Linked DNA regions of Homo sapiens: region 2 is linked to region 1. A link is a loop called in an ENCODE intact Hi-C map of the cell type or tissue named here. Cell type or tissue: MCF 10A. All regions are shown on one strand. Links, peaks and the distances in the headings refer to the core of each region. The heading gives the core; the rest is flanking DNA.

The links. Peaks named below come from ENCODE experiments on the same cell type or tissue, not always from the same donor. Only the 100,000 strongest peaks of a DNase experiment are listed, where the experiment ranks them.
Region 2: it touches region 1 in a loop (2.0-fold over the local background); 1 of 110 quality-filtered maps calls a loop at or near these places.

The regions. Positions count from the first base shown.
Region 1 is chr7:46,255,439-46,260,822 of GRCh38, reverse strand. No RefSeq gene overlaps it. Among named protein-coding and RNA genes, the nearest start is that of IGFBP3, 340 kb to the right of the region's middle. In MCF 10A, for the core only: no CTCF peak of the experiment used is centred there; a DNase peak (open chromatin) is centred at 2,572.
Region 2 is chr7:46,158,653-46,164,036 of GRCh38, reverse strand. No RefSeq gene overlaps it. Among named protein-coding and RNA genes, the nearest start is that of IGFBP3, 240 kb to the right of the region's middle. In MCF 10A, for the core only: no CTCF peak of the experiment used is centred there; a DNase peak (open chromatin) is centred at 2,966.

The DNA of each region.
Region 1 (5,384 bases), core at 117-5,116:
ACTGAAACGTCACTGTTTTATACTGTGTGTCTGGTAGGGTCAGGGTGGGGAATTGAGGGCTTCTAAGGAGGTGTGAACCTCAATTGCACCAGACAATTTCAACTCTCCTCTCTACCTGACCTCATTGGAAGCCCCTTCCTCCAGCCTCCTGAATGTTGACCCCTTTCTCAAGACAGCTCAAATAAGTCCTCCCTTCTCAGAGGCTTTTCTTACCAACCCTGGGGACACCTGACACCTGTCCAGTGCCCTGTCTCCATTGTATTCAAAACCCAGGGGAACTGACGTAGCCCTCTTTGCTCAGACTGTCTCTCTCTCATTTCTCCATCCTCAGGACCTGACAGACCACCTGGCATCACCAGATGCCCAACACCACTTGTGGGATGAGTGTTCAATGGAGATTAGGATCAAGAACACACACAGACATGGCTTCTGCCCCTGTGCAGCTTTTCATCTGCACAAGACAGACATAAATCCAATTCCCACTAGCTCTTATAACAACAAAGTCCCACAAAGGAAAAGTGCAGATTTGTCATGAAAACATTCAACAGAGGGGCCTGATCCAGTCTGGAAGGTTATGGAGGCTTCCTTTTAAGTCCAGATTCAAGGAATGAGTAGGCACTAAGTGGAGGGTGAGGCTGGGGAACAGAGTGGCAAGTGCCCTGGCAAATATTTGTGCAAGATGAGGGGATGTTGACACACTGTGTCCAAGCAACTAAAAAAAAAGCTAAATAACTTAGGTGTGCTCAATCTAAACATGAATGTTTATCTCCTTATGAAAGAAAGAAATGCATCCACACATACTCAGATGTGAAGTTAGAATATTTTGTGGTCTCTTTTCATGGGATGTGCCAGGGTGGGGGTGGGTGATGTCACACGTGATATATTAAGGGGGAGAATTTATATTCCATGTTTAAGCTAAACTTGCCAGTGACTTTGATGTCTTCAAATGTTTACAAAAGTTTAACTTAGAAAAAAAAACCTTAGTTTTTTTTTAACAATAAGAGAAATGAGCTTTTAAATTTATTTTCTAAGAGTGTTTTACTTAGGAAAATAAATGTTAAAAGAATGCTTCAGTTCCTTAAGCATCTGTCATAATATTTAGGTAGCATTAAAAAAAAAAGGCAGAATGGCATGGATTTCAACGGAAGTTTTAAAAAATTAAAATGAAGGAATTTTTGGAATCTATTTTATTTTAAAATCTATTCTTTATAAAACAGCTTTATGGAAAAAATGAATTAATTCAAATTTTCCTATATTTTAGTATAAGTTGTCTGAACATAATTACAAAGGCAGAACTATTTTTGCTATATCTCTAATCAGTCAAAAAATTTCTTTTTCTCTAAAAGGATTAAAAGGTAGGTTAATATGCTGTTTAAATTTATGTTTAGAAAGGCTTAAGAAGGGAACCAAGGTGTTCAGAGAGACCGATGAGGTAGGTAATGAGACCATGGAATTAGGTGACGGAAACAGGAGAAGCCGCATATGCCCCTCTGCATGTGTGTGTGTAAGTGTGTGTGTGTACATGTGTGTGCATGTGTGTGTGTAGAAATAAAAAGTACAATTTTTTGACATGATAAATTTGAGGTGCTAATGACAATTTGATGATATTCAAAATATAGGTTTGAAACTATGGACATTTGCTAGAGCTGTACATTGAGGAGTCACCTGCACAGTGGTGTCTGAGGAAGGTGCAATTGTAACTGAACTAGCCCACAGGTAGGAAGAATGAAAGAAGAAGAGAAGCAAGAACAGAATCTTGGAAATTTGAAGTTATCCTCCCCAGAATAATTATCTAAAAGCAACATAAGGTGCTCCAATAGGTCTTATATTTAGACATTATTTTCAATCTGTAAACTCAATAAGTCCTCAATATTTAAGGTAATGGTCATTAAAAAAAAAAAGAAACCTAACAAACTGTATCTCAACCAGTTGATCAAGGCCAACATCAACAGTAATAAATCATGTTGATAGTATGTGTCCTTGGAATTATGGCATGAGAATGTCACTTAATCTCTGTGGTCTTCCTTCTGATAATCCTTAATCCCAGTCTAATCATGAGAAAAAATCAGACAAATCCCAATGGAGGGACATTCTAGAAAATACCTGACCATACTCCCCACAAATGCCAAGTTCATCAAAGACATGGAAGATCTGAGAAACTGTCACAGCCAAAGATAGACTAAAGAAACATGCTGTCTAAATGTAATGTGGATGAGATCTTGGACTAGAAAAAAGACATTAGAAAAAAATACAGAAATCTGGATAAAGTATGGATTTTAGTTAATAATAATGATATATACATATTAGTTTACTAAACACATTAGAGAGATGTCCAAGGTTTTTTAAAGTTAAAAGTACATAATACGATACATTCTTATAAAATTCACTGTGCTTTAATACTCAACAAAAAGCAGGAAAACTTAGATTGTATTTTTCATTTTAGTACGTTGTTACAATCTGAAAATTAGGACCACTTATTCCAAAGGACATTTTTTTTTCTTTGTAATGAATTCATGTCATGATTCAGTGAGCAGGTATGTATTGAGCTCATACTGTATACTAGGCATTCTGCCAGTTTACTGGAGATACTTGGCAGAAAAGGTCAGACTGTATATGAATAATTTCAATACAAATTAGAGATGCCATATCTAAGGGAGCAGGGAGGCCACAAGACAGGCATAGATTAATGTTATGAATTTTAGAGGAAATACTAGTAAAAATCCTCATGGCACAAAGAACATTAAAGCTGAATGGTGAAAATGCACACATACAAGGAAGCAGTTAAGGATGTATCAGGAGGGGGAATTGCATGAACAAAGCAGAGAGGAGGAACCAGGCAAACTGACCCCAAATAAGGGTGAACAGTGCATGCGCCTTGAGAGAAAGGGAGGAGTTTGGCGGGCTGAGGAGGTGAGATGGGGAATACCATCAGGGCTGATGGCCAAGTGCTCTGAGTTTGGGTTTATTGAAGTAAATGGGTCACAGCAGATGTTCCAGAAGTTGGCATATCTTATAGTCAAAGATCTAATGTTAGAACCACACACATTCTACCCTATGAAAGAGCTCAATGCCTCAAATCTGAAAAATAGAAAAATAACACATCATCATTCCCATTCTCCTAGGGAAAGAAGTCCCTTCCAGTTTGAAATATGATGGAAAGCAGAGACGAGAGATGATTTCCTAAGAAGATCCCAGTATGCAGAGCCAGGACTCTGGCATTAAGAAAATGCTACAGTTTGGATGTTTGTCCCTCCAGATCTCATGTTAAAATTGGATCCCCGGTGTTGGAGGTGTGGCCTAATGAGAGATATTTTGGTCGTGAGGGAGGATCCCTCGTGAATGGATTAATACTCTCTTGGGGTGGGTGAGTTCTTGCCTATTAGTACTGGAGAGAGCTGGCTGTTAACAAGAGCCTGGCACCCCACCCCCTCCCTCTTGCTTTCTTTCCCACCCTGTGATCTCTGGACACTTCAGCTGCACTTCCCCTTCGGAAGCAGCCTGAGGCCCGCAGCAGAGGCAGATGCCAGTGCCCTTCTTCTTGTACAGTCTGCAGAACTGTGAGACAAATAAACTTCTTTTCTTTATAAATTACCCAGCCTCAGGTATTTCTTTATAGGCACACTAGCTGGCCTAAGACAGGAAAGCACTAAAGCAGTCAGCAGAAAGTGGGAAAAAGTAGATTTGAGGCAGGGAAAAGTAGGAGAAGAAAAGGATCTGCCTTCACACTGTGTATTAATAGGTCAGATGGGCAGATGGGAGGGATCTGCTCATCTGTTTTTCAAAAATTGCTTTCGAGGCTGGTAAAAATACAAATTGGAAACTATCCAGCAAGTTGCGGCCAGTCAATTAAATAAATGTGGTCAGCAGAACCTAGACTCTTCCCAGGTTCTCCCCAGCCTGAGTGTTACCATAGGGAAGGGAGAAAGGTGGACATGTAACATGGGACTTATATTTTTTAATTAACTTTTTTCTTGAGATAATCATAGATTTAAAGGCAGATGTAAGAAATAATACTAAGATAGCATGTATTCCTTTTACAAAGCTGCCTGGATAGTTTTATAAGTTTTACAGTCTTTTCAGGGTAGCTATAAAATCTTACATTCCCACCAGCAATATACATGAGTGACCCATTTTCTCTACATCCTGGCCTGCGTTTGATACTTTCAGTGTTTATTTTAGTCATTCTTAAGGGCATGCAGCAACATCTAATGGTTATTTTAATTTGCATTTCCCTGTTGTTTAATAATGTTGAGTATCTTTTCACATGCTTATTTGCCATCTGTATATCCTCTTTGGTGAAAGCTGTCATTTAAAAATTTTCTAATTGGATTGGTTTTTGTTTGGTTTCGTTGTGTTTTGTTTACTGCTGAGTTTTGAGAGTTCTTTATGTATTCTAGATACTAGTCCTTTGTCAGATACGTAGTTTGCAACAGTGTTTCACAGAGCAAAAGTTTTTAATTTTGATGAGGTCCAACTGATCAACTTTTCTTTTATGGATAACGCTTTTGGTGTCAAGTTGATTAACTCTGCTTAGCCCTAGATTCTGAAGTTTTTTTCTATTTCTGTTTTGTGAAAGTGTGATAGTGTTAGCTTTGAATTTAAGTCTGGGTTCCATTTAGAGAAAATTTTTGCATATAGTGGAAACTTAGGCCCCTGCCGATAGCAACTGATATTGATTATTGCAAGTTTAGATAGGAATTGACGTTAATACTGGGTAGAGCAATTCTCTGACTCTATTTTTATTCAAAATAGTGTTTACTGTTTTATATCTAAGTCTACACAAAAGTATCCTGGAATTTTAACAGGGACTTAATTAACCCTGTAGATTGCATTAGGATCAGTGATATATTTAGTATGTTAATATTCCAATTCATGAACATGGCACACATCTACACTTATTTAGGTGGCTTTAATTTCCTTCTTCATAATTTTGTAATTTTCAGAATAGAAACCTTATACAGGTTTTGATATGTTTATGCCAAAGTATTAATTTTCTTTGAAATGATTATAATTGGTATTATATTTTAATTTTTCCCCACATATTTATTGTTTGTTCATGTTCATGCAATTTATTTTTCTATGTGGACACTTTTTCCTGCGACCTTGCTGAACTCACTTATTAATTCTAGTAGGGTTGTTTGTAGAATATTTTGGGATGTTCTGTGAAGATAATGATGTCATCTGCAAACAAGAATAGTTCTGTTTCTTCTTTCCAATCTCTATGGCTTTTATTTATTTTACTTGCCTTACTTCAGTAGCTAGAATGTCCAGTACTTCTATTTTATGTAAGAAATTATGTAAACTTAGTGTTAATTGTTCTTTAAATATTTACTTCCAATCTCCAGTGAAATCACTAGAGATTCCTTTATTTCGGAGCTTTTAAA
Region 2 (5,384 bases), core at 266-5,265, 97 kb after region 1:
CTGATGTTGCTGGACTGGTGACCACAATTTCAGGAGGACTGAGCAGCCAAGAGGCTAAACCATCAGCACAGAGTTCAGAGAAAAAATTGAGGTCCTCAGGATGCACACACCCAAAACCCCATCCTAGAGCTGTGAGTGTGGTCGATGCCCTAACAGGAGCAATAGCAGGATCGATGGAACATAGGGTCCACCCCAAACCAATCCATTTGTTGAGAAAATAAATGACAAAGGTATTTTCTGAAATGAATCAGTGGTAAGGAAAGGTAATCCCTCATCCTATTTCTGATGGAGAGCATGCAAATCTATTGGGAGAGCAAGTCCCCTCCCGGAGCCCAGACTCCAGGAAGACTCAGCTCAATGCCTCCTCGGCTCTGAGGATCCCTCCTGCCACTTATTCTTCACCATGATGTGTTCATGTTTTTCTGCCTCCCTAGACTTTAAGGGTGTGTGAGCAGAGACCATTTTGCATTCACTGCAGAAGAGGAAGACGATGTAAAGATGGATGAGCCCAGTCACCAGGGTACCATGGGTCTCAGGCTGGCAGCTATGAGCCAGAGTGCTTCACTAGCTCAGCAAATATTTACACAGTTCCTACAATGTGCCAGCTGCCTTTATCCTAAGTGCTGGGAGTACAACAGTGAACACAGCAAAGTCTGCACCCCAGTTGGGAGGAACTCATGATCACATGTGAAAGAAAGCATGTCAGCAGATAGGACACAGAGAGGAAGTGGATGGAATGGGGCCTTGATGGATGCTCAGACATGAAGACAGACACCTCCTTGACTGACACAGAAAGAAGGCCGAGCTCATCTGCAATAAAAACACCAACAAAGAAAATGCGAAGGTCACGGAAGGATTATAAGTTTGCATCTGTCCGTCCGAGGTGGCAGCAGAGCCACTGAGTCCAGGACCAGGACTTGGTGTCCTTGAGCTGGAGAGTGAGCAGTGAGGGACAGAGTCAGCCTGCTGCCACCATCCCACCCTGACAGAGAGTGCCCCTCCATGGAAACAAAGGGTGTGTGCTTGACCCCAGGTGGGAAGAGGCAGAATCAAGCAGATTAAAAAGTCCTTGGGAGCAGAATTCCTGCACTTGGCTTCTGTCCCAGACTTACTTCTAAGTTGGGCCACTTTCAACCAGGCGCATGAATCCACATCAAGAGACCAGGGAATTCCCCTTAAAGAGCATGCTAAACATATTTTTCTACCTGACACCCAGAGCCTTCTCCAAATAGCCAGCATCTCTACGTCAGGAACTGCTGGGCTTCAGCATGAGTGGGGATTCAAGCTCTGGGCTCACTGCAGTCTGGCATCACATCCAAGCCCCACCCACACCCAGCTCATCTCAGCTGCCCAGCGCTCACTACCTCAGCTGACTCAAGCCCTCTTCCAGAGACAATGCATCCCTTAAATGAGACAGCCAGGTGGGAAGGGGCCCCCAGAGAAACTCCAACCAGTCTGTGCACTAGAGTGGAGCCACAGAAGTTCTGTGCTGTTTGCAGCAGGGAGAAGCCTGGCCCCTCCTCTTCCTGGGTGGAACCTGGGATTCAATCTGTGAGGTGGGAAGCGCACAGGCAAAAAGCACACTCTCTTGCTTCACTAAGAGTCTCTGTTACCCCTTTTTTCCCTTTTTGCCCAATAAATCCCATTTTTCTCACTCTTCAAATCATCTACGAGCCTAAATTTTCCTGGCTGTGTGACAAGGACCCTGTCTTTAATTGAGCTAAGGAAAAGTCTCGCAACATTAACATTCCTTCCAAATGTGCCTGTGGCTTTGTACACTTCTGTTTCTCTTGCCATGATATCTCTTGTGCCTAACTCTGTCTGGCAGGTAGTAAGTGTTTAATAAATAGCTAAGAAAAAAAAATTAAAAGGAAGGGAGAGGAGAAGGAGGGATGACAAGCTCACTAGCATTCAAATAAAGTCACAACAAGGACTTGGTGGGGTGGTGTAAGGATCCAAGCCCATTGGATAAATGGATACAAGATACGAATGTTCCCTTCCAGCCTCATTTGTTACATCTTTGACTTAAGCCCTAAGTGTTGAGCATTTTTCTGGCACTCCCCTGGAGAATCGCCTGCAGATTCGGTTACATGGTGGATTCAGCAGACTCCACACACTGAGCTCTGTGCCAGGGCCTGGCTGTTTTCTGGCTCAATCCTCTCAGCAGCCCTAGAAGTGGAGTTTGGTACTCCTGCTGTGGAGATGAGGAAACAAGACTCTGAAAATTTAGGAGATGGCCCCAACCTGGCAGCTAGTGGCACCTAGCACTGAGCTCCATCTTGCCCTCTGGGCCCAGAACTCCTTTGGTGCCTGTGGTGTGCCTGCGATTGCCTTGTGAGGTGGGGCTTACTGTGTAGAAAGAGCCAAAAGTATTCAGCAAGAGATCTATGGTCCAGCATGGTGACTATACTTAATAACAACATACTGTGCACTCCAACATTACTGACAGAGTAGATTTGAAAAGCTTTCACCACAAATAAATGACAACTATGTAAGCTAACGTATATGCTAATTAGCTGAATTTAGCACTTCCACAGTGTGTACATATTTCAAAACATGGTTTTGTACACCATAAATATATACAATTTTACTTGTCAAATAAAAAATAAGTAGTAAGAACAAAAGTTTTAAGAACTGTCGTAAAATGAAATCAAGCCATTTCTGCTACCGGACAGACTCGCCTTCCAGGCTCCATGCCTCTTCTTTCCTCTTGACTTAAACTAACTCCCTGGACTAAAACCTTGGGTCCTGCTACCTTCACCATATGCTGCCCATCAGCCCTTGGTGGCCCCTTCAACAGCGGGGCCTGGGCCATCAGATCCTCGGCCTTCCTACTGTGGCCTCTGCCTGCCAACTTGTCCTGACATCTCCCAAAGTGAAAATGCTCATGGCCAAATTTGGCCCCAGCCCAGGGCCTCGGCTTCGCAGCACGAGCAGGGCCACAGCTCTGGGTGCCTGAGTCGTGCGTCATCCACAAGCAAGGGCACTGCTCATGCTCCTGTTGCCAGTGGGCAAACCAGGGCAGGACTTGATGTTATTTGTCCCATTAATCATGATCTTGGAGAAAAAAAATCTTGAGATGACTATTTCAGCACACCACATAGTAACTGAATGTTAGTCACATCAATCCATTTTCAGACAGCAAAGGAGGCAAATTTGAAGAAGCAGAGTAAGTACTTTGCACTATGTGGCTATTGTTCACAGATAACCAGATGTTAATTAAAGAAGGAAAAGACTGAAATCGATCTATTACCCTGATTACACTAATCCTTCACTCCTGTTTGCAGATTAAATGGCCAATACATTCTATCACTGCATTGATTCAAACTATGGGCCCAGGGACCCTCTTCCTCAAGACTTCTAGACAGGATTTTAGTTATCTAAACTGTAACTAAATTTTAGTTTGTCTTTGTATCTGTATTTGTTCTTTCTTCACTCTTTGCAACCAACCTAGACCTTGTTCTTAAGGAGTGAGAGGGGGCAGAACCTTTTTTTTTTTAGTCAATGATGTATTTCCTCAGGTATCAAGCACATAAAGTGAACACAAAGGGATAGTACAGATTTTGGAATTAATTTTTCAAATTGTATTGATAATGGAGTGCTGACACTTGGTGAATTTAGTTCTTCTCTATTGCATCAGACAAATCTAAGGAGTGGAGTCCTCATCCATGTCGTGGAAGTCTCATCAGTGATTTCATGCCAAGTCAAGGCCGATGCAGAGGAAGTAACTGTGGACCAGCAATGAGAGATTTGGCTTCTATCCCTGTGCCATCCTGACTCCCCTGTGACTTTCCCTGTCTGTAAATGGAGAATCTTGGAGTCCCAGGCCCCAGCTGGCAGTCACGATGGTTATTTGAGCAGAACCCTTGCAGTGTGGCATGCTTTGGAGAAGAGAACCAGCACGTGCTAACAGCCATTGAAGAGCAATGACAGCACTGCTCCCATGTCCACTGAGGAACAGAGTGACTGCTGTTCCTCTTGCTGGTGCACCGTTCTCCAATGACACTGGCGGAGAGTCAAGGAGTGAACTGGGAGAGGAAGCAATTGTATCGGAAAAATATCGCCTAAACAGAAGAGTTCCCCAGAAGCTCAATGTGATAGTTAACTGCATGTGTCAAATGTGCTGGGCCACAGAGCCCAGATATGGGATTAGACATTATTCTGGGTGTGTCAGTGAGAGTGTTTTGGATGAGATTAACATTTAAATTAATAGGCTGTGGGCAAAGCAGGACCTTTGGCTGTGACCAAAACCTATCCCCATGGGATCCTGTAAGACACAAATGAGGAAACCTCAGCCTGCCCCACTTTTGTTCCCAATGGGGCACGTAGGAAGGGCAGCTTCACCATAGGGCTTAAAATTGGCCCTTAGACCCAAAGCACTTAGACCTGCATCCTACTCAGGGAATCTCTCCTTTATTATTGCCCCTCAAAACTTGATACCAGTTTCTCCAATGTTTGATTCAAGTATTAGAAAATGCTTCAGAATATCCATTGAAAGAGATAAAGGCAATAATAAACAACTCTTCATTAAGTATCTACTATATTCATAGCACTGTTATATCCATGGGACAATAAAGTAATTAACCTTCATGCTGAACTTTCCCATGCATCTTACTATTTGCTATTAACAAACATCTTGTGAGAAAAAGAATATAAGCACATGTTGTAGATAATGAAAATGAGTTTTAGAGGGTTCAAATTGAGTTGTGCAATGTGAGGAATGTGGAATTTGGATTCAGGTGGGCGGTTCATCCTAACCTTGAGAGTTTTACTACCATGAATCTGTCTTAGAGGAGAAAGCATCACTGACTTCCCCTGCATATTTATGGACTCAAATTCATCATTGCTTGGTCCCCAAGCACCTCCACCTCTATATTGGCCTGCAGCTTAGGGGAGTGTTTTTTTTTTTTTTTTTTTGAGACAGTTTCACTCTTGTCTCCCACGCTGGAGTGCAATGGCACTATCTCAGCTCACTGCAACCTCCGCCTCCTGGGTTCAAGCGATTCTCCAGCATCAGCCTCCTGAGTAGCTGGTATTACAGGCACCTGCAACCACGCCCAGCTAATTTTTGTATTTTTAGTAGAGATGAGATTTCACCACGTTGGCCAGGCTGGTCTCGATCTCCTGACCTCAGGTGATCCACCTACTTCGGCCTCCAAAAGTGCTGGGATTATAGGTGTGAGCCACCACACCCAGCCAAGGGAGATTTTTATATGACCATTTGGAGGAAAATTCTGTAAGCAATATAATTATTATTTTTAAAAATTACCTTTCTCTTATAATTTATAAGAAATATATCAGTCAGGAGAAAGAGGCAGAAAAAAACCAATCTAAGTAATTACTGGTCTTCTCAACTGTCAATCCACATCAAAATTAAGCCTGCT